6 separate regions of the Homo sapiens genome follow, and regions 1, 2, 3, 4 and 6 are each linked to region 5. The links are chromatin contacts, found by Hi-C or POLR2A ChIA-PET in ENCODE. All regions are on one chromosome and are shown on one strand. Each heading gives the region's core, a stretch centred on a gene start or an enhancer-like site at or near the end of the contact. The rest is flanking DNA. Distances are from core to core; before and after follow the strand shown. Region 1 holds the start of HOOK2 (hook microtubule tethering protein 2). Region 2 holds the start of ZNF564 (zinc finger protein 564). Region 3 holds the start of DHPS (deoxyhypusine synthase). Region 4 holds the start of ZNF433 (zinc finger protein 433). Region 5 holds the start of ZNF44 (zinc finger protein 44). Region 6 holds the start of ZNF763 (zinc finger protein 763).

Region 1 (2,700 bases), core at 201-2,700, 480 kb after region 5:
TTTTCTTTTTTTCTTCTTCTTGAGACAAGAGTCTCGCTCTGTTGCCCAGGCTGGAGTGCAATGGCTCAATCTCAGCTCACTGCATCCTCCACCTCCCAGGTTCAAGTGATTCTCATGTCTCAGCCTCCCAAGTAACTGGGATTACAGGTGCACACCACCCCACCCAGCTAATTTTTGTATTTTTAGTAGAGATGGGGTTTCAACTTGTTGGCCAGGCTGGTCTTGAACTCCTGGCCCCAGGTGATCCACCCACTTTAGCCTCTCAAAGTGTTGGGATTACAGGCATGAGCCACTGCGCCCAGCCTGGAAGTTAATTTTTATGGTTGTGTATGTGTTGCTTGTCACTAGAATGATGGCTGTGTGGGGCAGGTTTTTGTCTGTGTTATTCCTTGCTGAATGCCCAGGCCTGGCACAGGGTGAGTACTCCATAGATGAATGGATGAACAAATGGTTGATCACCAGACATCTGTCCCTCTTCCTGCCCATCACCCAGGACATGTGCCTAGCTGGCCCGTCCCTGGTCATCTCTTCACCAGTCTGTCCTCTAATCAGGAGTCCACTTGTCACCTTCAGCTTCCAGTTGGGACCTGGATCTTCCGAGATGCCCTGGAGCCATGCCTCGTTGAACCAGGAGGGGTCTCTGGGGGCGAGAAGGTGGGATGAGCAGACTGGGGGACACTTTTGGGATCCTCCCCTTCAGCTCCACTCACATCTGGTTCAGCACATAGGCTACGGCAAGGCCGCTGCTCAGGTCCTGAGGGCTGGCACAGGGAGACGGAACGTGGAACGTCTGTAACTGAGGGGTAAAGGAAAGGACAAGGAAAGAGTTAGGGCCTGGGAGCGCCGAACCGCTCCCCTTTTGCAGACTTTTCCAGTCAGCGAACCTCACATGGTGGGGCGGGCGCTGCTCCGCCACAGCAGCTCTGCGAGGGACTGGCTTCTGCTCACCTGAGACCGGAGGGGGCGTGGCCTCACCTCACCTCTGCCCAACAAACCCTGCGCGTCCAGGCCAGGGTGGTATCGCGAGTCACCTGGGCCCCACAGGCACCACGTGACCAGGCCAATTCACCTGTGTCCTCGCCCCACGTGAACCAACCACAGAGGGGCGGGGCCTCACCTGTCCTTTCCACGCAGACTTGCCACGTGACGGGGGCGGGTGCTCGGGCCAGAGTCCAACGGTCCAGCAAGTCGACGACCCCGCACCTCCCAGCCCCAGCACCAAGAGACTGACCGAACCAGGGCCAGGGATCCCGGGCAAGAGGAGCGGGCGCTCACCTTCCCCTAGCCCCGCCCCACGACCTACCCAGGTGAGCAGAGACCCGCATAGCTCAGCTTTGTCCACGCTCATGGCTCCCGATCGGATTCAATCCAGGCCACGGAGCCCCGGCGCCGCAGCAGCCTCCGGGTCCGCCACCAGCGAGCGCCCGCAGCCCCGACCTCCCGCTCGGCCTAGAGCGCCGCCCCGCCCCGCCCCCCTAGGCGCAGGCCCCGCCCCGCCCCCAAGCCCAGGCTCCGCCTCGGAACGTAATCTCCTCCCTACGCCCGCTCTTGCCTCCAGCCCCGCCATCTTGGATCCGGGCACCGTTCGGGCGCCCGCCCTGCCGCTAGGGGTCAGCCTGGCCCAGCCTTGTGCATCCGAGGGTGGTCCCACCTCCCATCCTCGCCCTGGCCCTTTTTGGGGTGGGAGGTCCTCAAGATCCTTTTGAGACGGAGGTGCTCCACCCTGTTACACAAGCGCATTCACGTCTTTTCCCTGCAACTTAAGTAAATTCTTTTTTTTTTTTTTTTTTTTTTTGAGACGGAGTCTCGCTGTCGCCCAGGCTGGAGTGCAGTGGCGCAATCTCGGCTCACTGCAGGCTCCGCCCCCTGGGGTTCACGCCATTCTCCTGCCTCAGCCTCCCGAGTAGCTGGGACTACAGGCGCCCGCCACCTCGCCCGGCTAATTTTTTGTATTTTTAGTAGAGACGGGGTTTCACCGTGTTAGCCAGGATGGTCTCGATCTCCTGACCTCGTGATCCGCCCGCCTCGGCCTCCCAAAGTGCTGGGATTACAGGCGTGAGCCACCGCGCCCGGCCTTAAGTAAATTCTTGTGTCTAACCACTTTATAATCGGAGCCGTTGTGCGGGGAGGGGCGAGCCCTGGCACTTTCTATGGACTGGGAGAGGGGATGCTAAAGGGGTTTTCCCGCCGGACGCGGTGGCTCTCGACTGTAATCCCAGTATTTTGGGAGGCCTAGGAGGGAGAATTAATTTGGATAGAAGTTGGAGACCAGCCTCTCTTCAAAAAATTTAAAAATTACCCAGGTAGCGGTGGCTCACGCCTGTAATCCCAGCACTTTGGGAGGCCGAGGCGGGCGGATCACGAGGTCAGGTGTTCGAGACCAGCCTGGCCAACATGGTGAAACCCCGTCTCTACTAAAAATACTAAAAATTAGCTGGGCGTGGTGGCGCACGCCTGATTTCAGCTACTCGGGAGGCTGAGGCAGGAGAATCGCTTGAACCCTGGAGGCGGAGGTTGCAGTCAGCCGAGATCGTACCACTGCACTCCAGGGGGCAACAGTGCAAGACTCCTCAAAAAAAAAAAAAAAAAAATTAGCCAGACATGTTGGCGTGTTTCTGTGGTCCTAGCTCCTAGCTCTACAGAGGCTGAGGTGGGAGGATAGCTTGAGCCCAGGAGGTCGAGACTGCAGTGAGCCGTGAT
Region 2 (2,700 bases), core at 2-2,501, 260 kb after region 5:
GCAGTGAGCTGAGATCGCGCCATTGCACTCCAGCCTGGGCAATAAGAGCGAAACTCTGTCTCAAAAAAAAAAAAAAATTTTACCGTAGAGTGTCAGGTTCTTATTCTCCGTTTCCCTCTCAGGTTACAAGTACACAAACAAGAGGCCGGGCGCGGTGGCTCACGTCTGTAATACCAGCATTTTGGGAGGCGGAGGTGAGCGGATCACCTGAGGTCTGGAGTTTGAGACCAACCTGGCCAACATGGAGAAACCCAGTTTCTACCAAAAATACAAAAAGTAGCCGGTCGTGGCGGCGCATGCCTGTAATCCCAGTTACTCAGGAGGCTGAGGCAGGAGAATTGCTTGAACCCGGAAGGCGAAGGTTGCAGTGAGCTGAGATCTTCCCACTGCACTCCAGCCTGGGCGACAGAGCGAAACTCTGTCTGAAAAGAAAAAAAAAACAACAAACAGAAAACAAATCCTTTCAAAAGAGTATGGTGAAAGAAACTATAAACAACTAAAATACTGTGTCTTAAATGTCAAACAAAAAACAGCTGATAATGTTGATTTGGCGAGGGGAGGTCACCTTTGGGAATGCGGGGAAGGAACCGGAAATTTAGGCATTTATTTCCAGCCCCAGAAAAAGCTAGGCTAAAAAAAACGGGAGTCGTAGGTTTGAGATTCTTTTTCCAGTACGTTTGGAAGACTCGGAGGAAGACCAGTCCCCCGGAAAAAAAGACGATGTACTGGGAAGGCCACAGCCCACAGCTCTTCCCATGCACGAACCGCACACCCGAGACGGGATTCCGCCTTATGACCCTCCCGTGTCCCAGTACAAACAATCTGGAGAGAGGCGGGGCTGCGGGCGCGGAGCTGCCCAGACAGGGCTCCGAGGCCGAGGCCGCAGTCGCCGCGCAGGGACGGGACAGGACGCCTGGGGTACTGGCTACGGCCCAACCCACCCTGCGGCCGAGGGGACAGAGGGCCGAGCTGCGCCAGGGAACTCGGGTCCCAGACCCTGGAGTCGCTGCAGGGAGGCCAGGGTGCTTCCACAGCCGGTTCCGGCCGGTTCCCACAAGCCCCTCCCCCAGTCTCCAGGCGCCCGGCCCCGCACACGCACCATTTCCTGGCTTCCAGGGTGTCCCGGGGTCCTGCCTACGGCTCTCTCCGGCCTGTGCAGGTCCCAGCGCGCCAGACGCTGCGGTGGAGCCACCGGGGCCACTGGAGAAGCGGAGACCGGAACCCAAACGCAGCGGACACGAAACAGGAAGACCCCGCGGAGTTGTTGAACATTGCCCCTGTCCCCCTTGCAGAGTTCCTGATTGGATGGTTTGCAGGTTCCCGCCCCAGTGCCCCTGATTGGGTGATGATTCAAGTCCTGCCCCCTTGGTACTGAGTGACAGGAGAAGCAATGCGGTATGTGGCTGAGTAAAGACAGATTGACAGGGTCTTGGCCACTGCCCTTCGCGGGCCGGGCTTCCTCCTTCTGTAACCTTCTGTGCCGGGGAGGATATTTGCATTTAAGCAGAAAGTGTTTCAGGCTCTGCAGAGGTGACACTGGCGTGTTTCTGCACTCAGGGTGCCCTTCCTGCCTTTTCCTCCCGGACACAGAGTCACAAGTGTGCACAGGGAATGACAGACTCGGCGTCCAGTGGAGCCATCCCCTGGCCTCGGAGTAGGAGGCGCGCCCAGGCCAGGCCAGACCACAGTGTAACAGGAGGGAGGAGGGCTTGCTTCTTTCAGGCAAGAAAATTAAAACGGACAAAGAAATAAAAGTATTAAATGTATAGGAAAAACTGGAGTTTTTATGACAGCGATCATCTATAAAGAAACCAAGAGAAGTAAGCAAACATTTGAACTAGCTCAGACAAGCAGCCTGCTTCACCCGCAGTTCACAAGGAAAACCCACAATCATAACGTTAAAAATATTCCCAAGCGCCGGGCGCGGTGGCTCACGCCTGTAATCCCAGAACTTTGGAAGGCCAAGGTGAGAAAATTGCTTAAGGTCAGGAGTTCAAGACCAGCCTAACCAACATGGTGAAACCCCATCTCTACTAAAAATACAAAAATTAGCCAGGCGTGGTGGCAGGTGCCTGTAATCCCAGCAACTCGGGAAGCTGAGGTACGAGAATCGCTTGAACCTGGGAGGGGGAAGTTGCAGTGAGCCGAGATAGCGCCATTGCACTCCAGCCTGGGCGACAGAGCGAGACTAAAAAATGAAATATGAAATGAAATGAAATAATGAAATGAAGAAATGAAATATAAAATAAAATAATCCCAAGCTTGGGACCCAGACTCTAACTGCTGAAATGGAACCCCAGTGTGGATCAGAACCTGGTGATGAGACAGGGACACTTAAGAATTCAACTTTGGGAGCTCAAGGTGCCCTCCAGTCCTCTCCTCACAGTGTGGAAACACTCTTTCCTTCAAAACCTTCATTTGTACCAGCAGGAAACTCTCACCCGGAGTCAATGTAAAGTCGTGACCTAAATAAATTGTCATGTTCCCAAACCTTTTCTCCAGGGGACAATGCAAACAAGTTTTTCACTGAGTCTGACCCTCACAGATTTTCTTCATGTATACAAATTACAGCCTGACTCAGCGACCCCATGAATGCTAAAACCAAAACACTGTCCAGGAAATGGCCCCAGGCGCCAAAGGTACAACCTCAGAAAAGACAGAACCCTCCACCCCCAACCCAACCACATCTGCACATGGGTC
Region 3 (2,700 bases), core at 60-2,559, 390 kb after region 5:
TTACCCAGGCTAGAGTGCAATGGCGCGATCTCGGCTCACTGCAAGCTCCACCTCCCGGGTTCAAGCGATTCTCCTGCCTCAGCCTCCCGAGTAGCTGGGACTACAGGCGCGCACCACCATGCCCGGCTAATTTTTTGCATTTTAGTAGAGACGGGGTTTCTCCATGTTGGTCAGGCTGGTCTCGAACTCCCGACCTCAGGTGATCCGCCCGCCTCGGCCTCCCAAAATGCTGAGATTACAGGCATGAGCCACCGTGCCCGGCCTTTTTTTTTTTTTTTTTTTGAGACAGAGTATCGCTCTGTCACCAGGCTGGAGTGCAGTGGCGCAATCTCAGCTCACTGCAACCTCCACCTCGCGGGTTCAAGCGATTCTCCTGCCTCAGCCTCCCGAGTAGCTGGGACTACAGGCGCGCAACACCATGCCCGGCTAATTTTTTGCATTTTAGTAGAGACAGGGTTTCACCATGTTGGCCAGGCTTGTCTCGAACTCCTCTTCTCTTGATCCACCCGCCTCGGCTTCCCAAAATGCTGGGATTATAGGCATGCGCCACCGCGCCCAGCCAGCCCCCACCCTTTTAGGAATCAGAGAGCATCTCCTTTCAGATCCGGTCCCTTCCCCGCTGGGAAAAGCAAATCTAAATTCAAGAACCGCCCAGACTTAGGCTCCTCCTCCCATATCCTCCCTTAATTTGTCTTGCCCCAGGCTCCGCCCATTCCAGAAAGCTTTAAATGTACCTAGAACCCGCCCCCACACCAAGAATCAGTCCTCGCCTCCTCAGGTTACCGTACCAGCATGTAACTACCAGAGTGCAAAATCCCCTTCCCAGGACAGAAACTCCCGCCCAGAATAGGTCCCGCCTTCCTCCAACTATTGGGCAACTCAAATAAAAGACATATCCCCTCCACTGGAAACGCTGCCCCCGTCTAGTACCGCGTTGGTTCTACAAGCCACGCCCCTCCGCGTCCCTAGAAATTCCGCCCGGTCCTCACCATGGCATTGACTTGCTGTACAGCGCGCCCGAAGTTGGTTGCTTGGAAGCCGGTGGTGCCGAAGGCCTCCAGCAGTGCGCGGTAATTCACACCGCGGTTGAAGTCGTAGCCCCGGACCTGGGTGCTTTCGGGCGGCAACGTCGAGCTGTGCTTTAGCACGGCGGCCAGCGCCCCCGCTGGCGCCTCCCGTTCCAGGGAACCTTCCATGCGCCTATAGCCGGCTCTCGAGTCAAAGCTGCCCCTAGGCCGGGCTTACGGCGGCCCAGAAACGCGTTAAACCCCGACGCGCGCGTCTCCGCAAGAGCACAGGAAGTAGGGAACGTGCTTTGGGCGAAAGACCGGAAGTTGGTTTATCACGTGACCATTTTTAGCCCCTGTAAACCAGGTCGCCGCCATTTTTGTGCGTGTGTTCCGTAATACGGAAGCCGCGAGGAGCCTTTAGGCCCTTTCTTTCTTTTTTTTTTTTTTTTTTTTTTTGAGACGGAGTCTCGCTCTGTCACCCAGGCTGGAGTGCAGTGGCGCGATCTCAGCTCACTGCCAGCTCCGCTTTCCGGGTTCACGCTGTTCTCCTGCCTCAGCCTCCCGAGTAGCTGGGACTACAGGCGCCCACCACCACGCCCGGCTAATTTTTTTGTATTTTTAGTAGAGACGGGGTTTCACCTGGTCTCGATCTCCTGACCTCGTGATTCGCCCGCCTCGGCCTCCCAAAGTGCTGGGATTACAGGCGTGACCCACCGCGCCCGGCGCCTTTAGGCCTTTTCTTCCTTTTTTTTTCTTTTTTTTTTTTTTGATACAGGGTTTCGCTCTTGTTGCCCAGGCTGGAGTGCAATTGCCCGATCTCAGCTCACCACAACCTCCACATTCCGGGTTCAAGCGATTCTCCTGCCTCAGCCTCCCGAGTAGCTGGGACTACTGGCATGCACCGCCATGCCCGGCTAATTTTGTATTTTTAGTAGAGGCGGGGTTTCTCCCTGTTGGTCAGGCTGGTCTCGAACTTCCGACCTCAGGTTATCCGCCCGCCTCAGCCTCCCAAAGTGCTGGGATTACAGGCGTGAGCCACTGCGCTTCGGCCTTTACTTGTTTTCATGTGTTCTCGACTTCCCATGAATGAAGATTCTTTTTTATTTTTATTATTTATTTATTTAATTTATTTTTGAGACAAGAGTTACACGCTCTTGTTACGCAGGCTGGAGTGCGGTGGTGCAATCTTGACTCATTGCAACCTCTGCCCCCCTGGTTCAAGCGATTCTCCTGCCTCAGCCTCCCGAGTTGCTGGGATTACAGACACCCACCACCAGGCCTGGCTAATTTTTTATTTTTAGTAGAGATGGCATTTCACCATGTTGGCGAGGCTGGTTCTGCCCTCAGGTGACCGCCCGCCTGGGCTTTCCAAAGTGCTGAGATTACAGGTGTGAGCCACCGTCCCCAGCCAAAATTCCTATTTTAATGCCACCTGCTGGAGACCCACTGCTTGGCCCGGCACTCGCCCATTCGTTTCTGTTCTGTCCCCTCGGGAGGGGAGGATGGTTTTGTTGTTGTTGTTGCTGTTTTGTTTGTTTGTTTGTTTGAGCTAGAGTCTTGCGCTGTCTCCCAGGCTGGAGTGCAGTGGCACGATCTCGGCTCACTGCAACCTCCGCCTCCCAGGTTCACGCCATTCTTCTGCCTCAGCCTCCCCAGTAACTGGGACTACAGGCGCCGGCCACCACGCCCG
Region 4 (2,700 bases), core at 147-2,646, 260 kb before region 5:
TAATTCAAAAATTGAAGCTGTTGGAACTCTAAATTATCTTGAAGTTTAAAGTAATGTGACTCTGGAATTGAGTCACCTGACACTGGAAAGAGCCAGCTGGAACCCTCCCACACTTGACTACAGATTAACCATCAGACAGGCTTCACTATACCTGGACAGGCCTCATTATACCCGCTTCCTTTAGGAGTTTCCACATAGCCACTGACCCACCTTCATGTTAAAACAGACATCAGCCAACTGGAAACACAGACTCTCTGTGACAATAAGAAACCAAATTACAAACAAGACCTAAGGCCATGCAAGGCAAGAGGTAAGTCAAATCTTAGAATTCACAAAATCTAAAGAAACAGGTCTTTTGTTTTGGGTGGGATGAAATCATATGACAGATACCAGACCCTCTTCACTTAAGCAATCCTTCCTACCGCCTCGAAGTTTTAGACAAAGCTTCACACTCTCCACCAACGGCCACCTTCAGAATCCCTCAACCACCTGCACCTTCTAACCCCCCTTCCACAGGTCCCGCCCTTTCTGCCAAAGGAACTTACACCTTTCCAGGCATTGATGCATGATTCTCCCTGCAATTCCTGTCTCCCTGAAATGAATAAAAACAGTCTTGAGCCGCCTCGGGACCACTTACTTCAGGCCTCCTGGGGTTGTGTTTTCCTCAGCTGAGGCCTCTCCTATTCGGCTCTGAATAAACTTCTTTAAGTTATTTTACACAGCTTGGCATTTTCCGTTAACAAATTACAAGCCAGGACTGGGTGTTTATCATTCAGGAATCTCAAAGGAACTCTAATTATTAATATATTTTTTAAAACCTATTCTGAGAAGCAAAACTATAATTGTTAACGTGTCTCAGTTTAATTTTTAAGAGGAGAAAGGCGCTACTGGGGACCCCACAGCCCACCCTCCTCCTACACAAACCCCCACACCCGAGGCGGGATCCCCCCATGACCCTCGCGTAGTCCCCGCACAATGTGGGGAGACGCGGGGCAGCGGGCGCGGAGCTGCCCAGAGAGGGCTCTGGGAACTGGGTGACAGTCACCGCGCAGGGACAGGACGAGACGCCCGGGTCCCGGCGGCCGGCCCAGCCCCACTGTGGGGCCAAGGGGACCAAGGGCCGAGCTGTCCCACGGGAAATCGGGTCCCAGACCCCGGAGTCGCCGCGGGGAGGCCCGGGTCCCACCACAGCCGGTTCCGGCCGGTTCCAACCAGCTCCTCCCCCGCCTCGGGACCCCTGGCCCGCACGCTCACCATTTCTTGCCTTTCAGGTGACTCCCACGACCAGTGCGGGTCACAGCACAGGCGACAGAAGCTATGGCAGAGGCACCTGAACCCTCTCGGAGGGGAAAGCCAGGCTCCCAACCTCAGCTCGCCGCCTGGAGCCGGGAACCGAGGAGAGCAGGGCCTTCGCCCTCCCCGATGGACACTCGGCAGGCCCCGCCCAGCGCCCCTGATTGGACGAAGCGCCGGGCCCCGCCCCCTCAGCCGTGAGTGACAATAGAAGCCCTTGGTAACGGGGCTCTGAAAACGGGTTTGACCGGATCCAGCGATAGATTCTTTAAGCCAGAGGTCTGTAACCTTTTTAGCACCAGAACCGGTTTCGTGGAAGACAGTTCTCCTACGGGGGCAGATAGTTTCGGAATGAAACTTCCACCTCAGATCAGGCATTTTATCCTCATAAGGCGAACCCAACCTAGATCCCTCGCATGTGCAGCTCACAATAGGGTTCGGGCTCCTATGACAGACTAATGCCTCTGCTGATCTGACAGGAAGCATATCTCTGGCGATAATGCCCGCTGGCTCGCCCGCCAGCCGCTCACCTCCTGCTGTGCGGACTGGTTCCTTACAGGCCATGGACCGGGGGTTGGGGACCCCTGCCATAGAGTACTGTTGAATAGAAACTTTAGCTCGTCCGGCGGTGGGCTGGGGGGGTGGGGGTAGCTCATGCCTGTAACCCCACCACTTTGGGAAGCCAAGGCAGGCAGATTGCTTGAGCCTAGGAACTTAAGCCCAGCCTGGGTAACATAGCAAAACCCCGCCTCTACAAAAAATACAAAAATTAGTCGGGCGTGGTGGTACATGTTTGCAGTCCCAGCTACTCGGAAGGCTGAAATGAGAGGATCGCCTGAGCCCAGAGAGGTCGAGGCCACAGTGAGCTGTGATTTTACCAGCCTGGATGTCAGAGTGAGACCCTGTCTCCGAAAAAAAAAAAAAAAAAAAAGACAGGGAATTGCAGTGGAGTTTAATATACATAGAGCCGGCTAAATGAAAGAGAAGAGTTTTATTTTTATTCAATTCTGTCTCCCTAAAAAATGGGAGGCTAGGTTTTGTTTTTTTGGTTTTTTTTTGAGACGGAATCTCTCTGTCGCCCATGCTGGAGTGCAGTGGCGCAATCTCGGCTCAGTGCAACCTCCGCCTCCCGGGTTCAAGCGATTCTCCTGCCTCAACCTCCTGAGTAGCTGGGATTACAGGCATGCGCCACCATGCCCGGCTAATTTTTGTATTTTTAGTAGAGACGGGGTTTACCATGTTGGTCAGGCTGGTCTCAAACTCCTGACCTCATGATCCACCCGCCTCGGCCTCCCAAAGTGCTGGGATTACAGGCCTGAGCCCCCGCACCCGGCCGAGGCTAGGGTTTTAAAGATAATTTGGTGAGCAGAAGGCTGGAAAATGGGGAATGCTGATTGGTCGCGAAAA
Region 5 (2,700 bases), core at 86-2,585:
AATCTGTTTAAAAAGAGCCATACATTGCTATCTGAAAACAAACGACAAAATTCTGTGTCTATTTGAAATATCGTCTTGCTGACAAAGGGTTCATAACGTTACTGGGAATTGAGGAGTGAAGTTAGCATATGGAAGGCTCTGGAAACCAAAAGATTTACTGTTAGCCCCAAGAGGAGTTAGGATGAAGGGACAGGTCTCAAAGACCCTGATGCCAATATCTTTGAAAGCCTCGGAGGAGAAATGGTCGCCCTTGGAAAGAAAGGACTGAAGAGCACAGAGACCACAGCTCCTCCCACACACAAACCCCACACACGAGTCTGGTTTGTGCCTAGTGACCCTCCCACCGTCACCGTGCAGCCTCCTCACCGGGCTCACAGGAACTGCGAGCCAGGCTGGAGGCGAGATTGCAGTTAGATATTAACCAGGTGCCCTCAGCCCCGCTGCTTCACAGGAAGCCGCCTCCCTGAGAGTCAGGTCACAGCAGACGCTGACCGCCGGCTTCCCCATTGGCCTGGGGATAAGATCTCTGAGAGTTGCTCAAGAGTCGTCTAAGTTCTTTCTCAGATCTTGAATTCCAGCGGAAAGGCTGGCGCCAAGCAGGCTGAAGACCCCACAAGGAAGCCCACTCAGCAGCAGAATGCGGTTTCTTCACCTCCAGTCCCAAGATTCACCCCTCACTTCTCCACCAACCAGCGACCCCACATCCCAACCACCCCCGTCCAGACCCCTAAACACCCCATCCTCAAACCTCTCACGGAGGCGGATCTAGGGTGTCCTCTCCTATTAAACCGTTTCTGCTGCAGCCCTCGGCGTCCGGGTGCAGTGACTTGGGCTGCGAACCTGTACTGGTTCCGCCGCACAATCTGGGGAGAAGCGGGGCTGAGGGCGCGGAGCTGCCCAGAGAGGGGCGCCGGGGCCGGGGCCGCAGTCGCAGCTCAGGGACGGGACAGGACGCCCGGGGTCCCGGCTGCCGGCCCAGCCCCACCCTGCGGCCAAACGGACCGAGGACCGAGGTGCGCAGGGGGCGCTCAGGTCCCAGACCCCAAAGACGCTGCGGCGAGGCCCGGGTCCCGCCACAGCCGGTTCCGACTGGTTCCGACCAGCCCTTCGCCCTGCCTCAGGACGCCGGGCCCCGCACACTCACCATTTCCCGGCTGTGCGGTGTCCCGGGTCCTCCCAACTCCCGTAGTCAGGGTAGGTCCCAGCGCGACAAAAGCCACCACAGATGTCCCAGGGCGTCTCTCAGTGACAGAATACGGAACAGAGGTCACCAGGGTGAAGAGGCCACTAGCTCCTGGAACGTCACACCCTCCTCTCTGCCTCGCGCCTGATTGACAATTCTCAGGAACCCGCCCACGACTTTGATTGGGTAGCCCTCCAGGTCCCGCCTCCTGGGCACTGAGTGACAGAAGAAGCGATCTCACAGTGCTGAGTGCAGCCGGATGAACAGGTTCCAGACCCGGCCCCTGGCAGGGCGGGCTTCCTCCCTGCGTTGTGACCCGACCCGTCCCGGGAAACGTTTGCCTTAAAGCGGAATTTCCTACCTGTACGCAGTGGGCCCTTTTTGCTTCTTCCTCCTGAACAATTGTGTGCAAGGAATCCCAGACTCACTGTCCAGTGGAGCCATCCCTTGGCCTCAGAGCAGGAGGGCAGCCGAGGCCACACAGGCCACACTGTAGCAGCGGGGGACAGGGGGTGGGTGGGTGGGGGGGTGGTGCTGATGTCCTCCAGGGACCAGGAATTTGGGATGAGGCTGTCGCCTGCAAGGTCAAGCCTTTCTTCCACTATAAGCGCTGGATGGGTTCTTTCTGCGCGCTACGCAAATAAAGACCACGGTATTGCAGTTAAAAAAAAAGTTTAATAAACACTAGGCCAGCTACGATACGTGAGAGACGGAGTTACTACTCAAATTATTCTCATCCAAGGTCCTCTGGTAGGGGTTTTTCAAGGGCAGTTTGGGAGAAAGGGTGGAGGTAGCTAGGCTTGCTACTGACTGGTTGGGGTGGGGATGAAATCACTGGGGATGGAATCTGTCCTCTTGGCAGTGCGTGGTGGCTCACCGCTGTAATCCCAATACTTTGGGAGGCCTAGGTGGGAGGATCGCTTGAGGCCAGTAGTTCAAGACCAGCCTGGACATAGAGTGAAACTCCGTCTCTATACTATAAGGGAGGAGACCACCCCTCATATTGTCTTATGCCCAATTTCTGCCTCCAAAGAAGAAGTAAAAACTAAAAGGCAGAAATGAAATCCACAGGCAGATAACCCGGCTTGTGCCCTGGGCTGGGTAGTTAAAAATCAACCTCTGACCTAACTGTGTTATCTATGATTCCAGACATTGTATGGAAAAGCACTGTGAAAATCCCTGTCCTGTTCTGTTCAGTTCTGGTTACCGGTGCATGCAGCCCCCAGTCACGTACCCACTGTTTGCTCCATCAATCACGACCCTCTCACGCGGACTCCTAGTTGTAAGCCCTTAAAAGGGACAAGAATTGCTCACTCGGGGAGCTCGGTTTTTGGAGACGTGAGTCCGCCGATGCTCCCAGCCCAGCTGAATAAAGCCCTTTCCTTCCACAACTCGGTGTCTGAGGGGTTCTTGTCTGCGGCTTGTACTGCTACATATTTAAAAAAGAAAAAAAGAGGCCGGGCCCGGTGGCTCACACCTGTAATCCCAGAACTTTGGGAGGCCCAGGCGGGCGGATC
Region 6 (2,700 bases), core at 179-2,678, 330 kb before region 5:
AATCCAAGTTTTCACGTCCCAATCGGGCTTAGTTATGATAGCCACAGGCCCACACCAGCTGCCACAGCACCCCCGTCCCATGGAAACCGCCCGACTCTCTTCTCCCCAAGCGTCCTGTCCCGGGAGCCCCCATCTCTGCTCTCCCGGGCTCCGGGCCCTAGATCCGCGCTGCTGTAGAGCCCAGTTCCCAGAGTAGCTCCCTCCACCTGTCCACATCCAGCTCCAGCTCTCCACCCTCTCTCCAGGCCTGGAGTTGCTGCAGTGTCACTGATCAGGGGACCCTCAGCTGCCACCTCCACCGCGATCTGAAAGTCTTTTAAATGCACTTAAGTTATCTTAGAATTTTCCTCGCCCATTTTATACATAAACATAGGAGGAGAGCAGGGGTTTGAGGGTGTTTGTCTCATGGAACTGATCAGTCGGGTGAGAAGTAGCTGAATAACCTGCAGGGGGCAGCAGAGCCCCAGGCCAGTGACTCCACGCCGAGGCCAGTGTGGATCCTGCAAAGGAAGAGAAAGAGAGATTCCCTGGGGTCTTCCCGGGCAGCCCGCCCTCCCCTACAAGTGGCCTCCAGCCGCTCAGAGCAGCTCCAGAAGGAGTGTGGATTCCGAGAAGCTGCAGAGCCCTGGAAAGCAGAAGAGACGTGCAGACGCCTTTGTGGGGTTCTGTCCTTTCTGGTGTTGTACCTCTGGAGCCTGGGGCTGTCTTCTGGGCAGGGTTTGGGGTTTGACACGCATGGGGTCGCTGGAGGCAGAGTTGTTTGTATATATAAAGAGAATGTGTGAATATCAGGCTAGAGACAGAATTGTTTGGGGGCGACACCTGGATAAAGGGTTCATGAAGTTGACAGTTTATTTAGGTCAGAAGGTTAAATTAACCCCAGGTGAGAGTTTCCTGCTGGTGAAAATGAAGATCTGGAAGCAGGGAGCATTTTCACACTGTGAGGAGGGGATGGGGGTGTGTGAGCAAGGCTTGGCCATGCCTCATTCCCAATTCCGGCCCGCTCAAGGACATGTGCCTCTCCTGATGCAGTCGTGCCTGGCCTGGTCTCGGTTCCCCTGCTGCTCTGAGGCCAGCAGATGGCTCCTATGGACACTGAGTCTGAAATTCCCTGCACACTCCTGTGACCCCGTGCAGAACGAAGGAGCGGGGAAAATCCCTTGAGTGAGGAAGACGCTAGTGTTCTCTTATATCTGTAGCAAGTCTGGCTGAAATGCAAATATCCAATAATCAGAGTACAGGAAGCACCTCGCCCTTAGAGAAGCTGTGGCTAGAATCCGTCAAGTCAGTCTGGCTCTGCCGGGCCTGATACCCAAGGCTTCCGCTGTCACTCAGAAGTGAGGGGCGGGGCCTAGCATTCCATCCAATCAGAGGTGCCGGGGCAGGGCCCTGCCCATTGTTTATCCAGGCACAGAGTGGGTCGCATTCCTGTCCTCACCTTTGTCCTTGCGCAGCCGGTGGTTGATATCCGCTGTATCCATCCCCGAGAGGGACCTGGTACCTCTACCCAGGTTTCTATCGCTCTGTCTCCTGCGCTGTGCCCTTCTGTAGTCACAGGAGCTGTAGAGAGGACCCCAGGACATCTGAAAGCCAGGAAATGGTGCGTGTGCATAGCCGGTTGTCCCGAGACGGGGTAGAGGCTGCCTGGAACCGGCCGGAACCGGCTGCGGCGGGACCCGGGCCTCCCTGCGGGCGACTCCAGGGTCTGGGACCGAGTCCTCCTGGAGCTGCTCGGCCCTCGGTCCCCTCGGCCGCTGGATGGGGCTGGGCTGGCAGCCGGGACCCCGGGTGTCCTGTCCTGTCCCTGCGCGGTGACTGCGGCCCCGCCCCGGAGCCCTCTCTGGGCAGTTCCGCGCCCGCAGCCCCGCGTCTCCCCAGATTATGCGGAAGCCACGAGAGGGTCATGGGGGAAATCCTGACTCGTGTGTAGGGTTCGTGCGTGGGAGGAGCAGTGGTCTGTGGGGCCCCCAGTTCCCACTTTCTCCTGTTAAAAATTAAACTGAAGTACATTAACAATTAAAGAGTTCATTTGAGCAAACAGCAATTCAGTAATGAGAACCACCCAGTCCTGGCTTGTGGTTTGTCAACTGAAAAAGCCAAACAATGTAAAATAAAGTTTATTCGTAGCCAAATAGGAGAGACCTTGGCAAGGGAAACACAACCCCAAGAAGCCTATAGTGAGTGGTCCCGAGGCGGCTCAAGACAATTTGGTTTTATTCATTTCAGAGAGACAGGAATTGCAGGGAAAATCATGAATCAGTGCCTGGAAGGTGTAAGTTCCATTGGCAGAAAGGGCGGGACCTGTGGAAGGGGGGTTAGAAGGCACAGGTGGTTGAGGGATTCTGTAGGTGGCAGTTGATTGAGAGTGTGAAGTTTGTCTAAAGTTTGGAGGAGGTAGGAAGGAATGCTGAAGGAAGGGGGTCTGTTATCTGCCACTTGATTCCATCCCAGCCAAAAAACAGACCTGTTTCTCGAGATTTTATGAATTCCAAGGCATGACTTACCCTTACCTTGCGTGGCCTTAGGTCTTGTTTGTAATTTGGTATCTTCTTGCCACAAGGAGTCTGTTTTTCCAGTCAGATAATGTCTGTTTTTACATGAATGTGCGTCAGTTGCTGCATGTAAACTCCTAAAGGGAGAGGGTATAAGGAGACCTGTCTCACCTGCCATCCTGTCATACAGAGGCACTCAATTTTCAGG

The links. A loop is a pair of places that touch in the nucleus more often than their neighbours do. ChIA-PET counts read pairs that join two places held with the same protein, here RNA polymerase II (POLR2A). Pooled maps may share reads with other maps.
Region 1: a pooled map shows a loop between it and region 5 (7-fold over the local background). The contact joins the promoter of HOOK2 here to the promoter of ZNF44 in region 5. A Hi-C loop is called at or near these places in 2 of 37 single-sample maps with no recorded cell type and 2 of 50 pooled maps. POLR2A ChIA-PET finds 5 or more read pairs at or near these places in 2 of 52 experiments (HepG2 and PC-9).
Region 2: a map of PC-3 shows a loop between it and region 5 (31-fold over the local background). The contact joins the promoter of ZNF564 here to the promoter of ZNF44 in region 5. A Hi-C loop is called at or near these places in 8 of 168 maps with a recorded cell type or tissue (B cell, HCT116, PC-3 and 4 more), 22 of 37 single-sample maps with no recorded cell type and 24 of 50 pooled maps. POLR2A ChIA-PET finds 5 or more read pairs at or near these places in 7 of 52 experiments (CD4-positive, alpha-beta T cell, MCF 10A, PC-3 and 4 more).
Region 3: a pooled map shows a loop between it and region 5 (8-fold over the local background). The contact joins the promoter of DHPS here to the promoter of ZNF44 in region 5. A Hi-C loop is called at or near these places in 2 of 37 single-sample maps with no recorded cell type and 11 of 50 pooled maps. POLR2A ChIA-PET finds 5 or more read pairs at or near these places in 3 of 52 experiments (HEK293T, MCF 10A and activated B cell).
Region 4: a pooled map shows a loop between it and region 5 (6-fold over the local background). The contact joins the promoter of ZNF433 here to the promoter of ZNF44 in region 5. A Hi-C loop is called at or near these places in 1 of 37 single-sample maps with no recorded cell type and 4 of 50 pooled maps. POLR2A ChIA-PET finds 5 or more read pairs at or near these places in 3 of 52 experiments (GM12878, PC-9 and activated B cell).
Region 6: a map of ascending aorta shows a loop between it and region 5 (10-fold over the local background). The contact joins the promoter of ZNF763 here to the promoter of ZNF44 in region 5. A Hi-C loop is called at or near these places in 2 of 168 maps with a recorded cell type or tissue (ascending aorta and psoas muscle) and 16 of 50 pooled maps. POLR2A ChIA-PET finds 5 or more read pairs at or near these places in 4 of 52 experiments (WTC11, activated B cell and activated naive CD8-positive, alpha-beta T cell).

Annotation. Positions count from the first base shown.
Region 1 is chr19:12,774,102-12,776,801 of GRCh38, forward strand. It overlaps HOOK2 (hook microtubule tethering protein 2), which reads right to left and starts at 1,451. Exons shown (of 23, transcript NM_013312.3): 1 at 1,304-1,451; 2 at 711-796; 3 at 568-640. The coding sequence starts at 1,348. RefSeq lists enhancers at 373-1,053, 1,054-1,732, a cis regulatory region at 1,269-1,910 and a silencer at 1,295-1,514.
Region 2 is chr19:12,550,231-12,552,930 of GRCh38, forward strand. It overlaps ZNF564 (zinc finger protein 564), which reads right to left and starts at 1,252. Exons shown (of 4, transcript NM_144976.4): 1 at 1,100-1,252. The coding sequence starts at 1,102. It overlaps LINC02926 (long intergenic non-protein coding RNA 2926), which reads left to right and starts at 1,496. Exons shown (of 2, transcript NR_187485.1): 1 at 1,496-2,639. RefSeq lists enhancers at 1-391, 1,050-1,159, 1,225-1,519, 2,303-2,700 and a silencer at 740-819.
Region 3 is chr19:12,680,571-12,683,270 of GRCh38, forward strand. It overlaps DHPS (deoxyhypusine synthase), which reads right to left and starts at 1,310. Exons shown (of 9, transcript NM_001930.4): 1 at 990-1,310. The coding sequence starts at 1,196. RefSeq lists cis regulatory regions at 541-1,041, 1,067-1,601 and enhancers at 961-1,484, 1,125-1,419, 1,485-2,007, 2,531-2,700.
Region 4 is chr19:12,034,283-12,036,982 of GRCh38, forward strand. It overlaps ZNF433 (zinc finger protein 433), which reads right to left and starts at 1,397. Exons shown (of 4, transcript NM_001308348.2): 1 at 1,255-1,397. The coding sequence starts at 1,257. It overlaps ZNF433-AS1 (ZNF433 and ZNF878 antisense RNA 1), which reads left to right. Exons shown (of 3, transcript NR_134929.1): 2 at 1,272-1,490. RefSeq lists silencers at 932-1,051, 1,062-1,111, 1,352-1,511.
Region 5 is chr19:12,293,548-12,296,247 of GRCh38, forward strand. ZNF44 (zinc finger protein 44) reads right to left here and starts at 1,336. Exons shown (of 4, transcript NM_016264.4): 1 at 1,145-1,336. The coding sequence starts at 1,147. RefSeq lists a silencer at 891-1,120 and an enhancer at 1,671-1,720.
Region 6 is chr19:11,963,612-11,966,311 of GRCh38, forward strand. ZNF763 (zinc finger protein 763) reads left to right here and starts at 1,429. Exons shown (of 4, transcript NM_001367172.2): 1 at 1,429-1,600. The coding sequence starts at 1,598. It also overlaps a transcript of ZNF69 not described here. RefSeq lists enhancers at 557-1,510, 1,203-1,497 and a silencer at 1,649-1,848.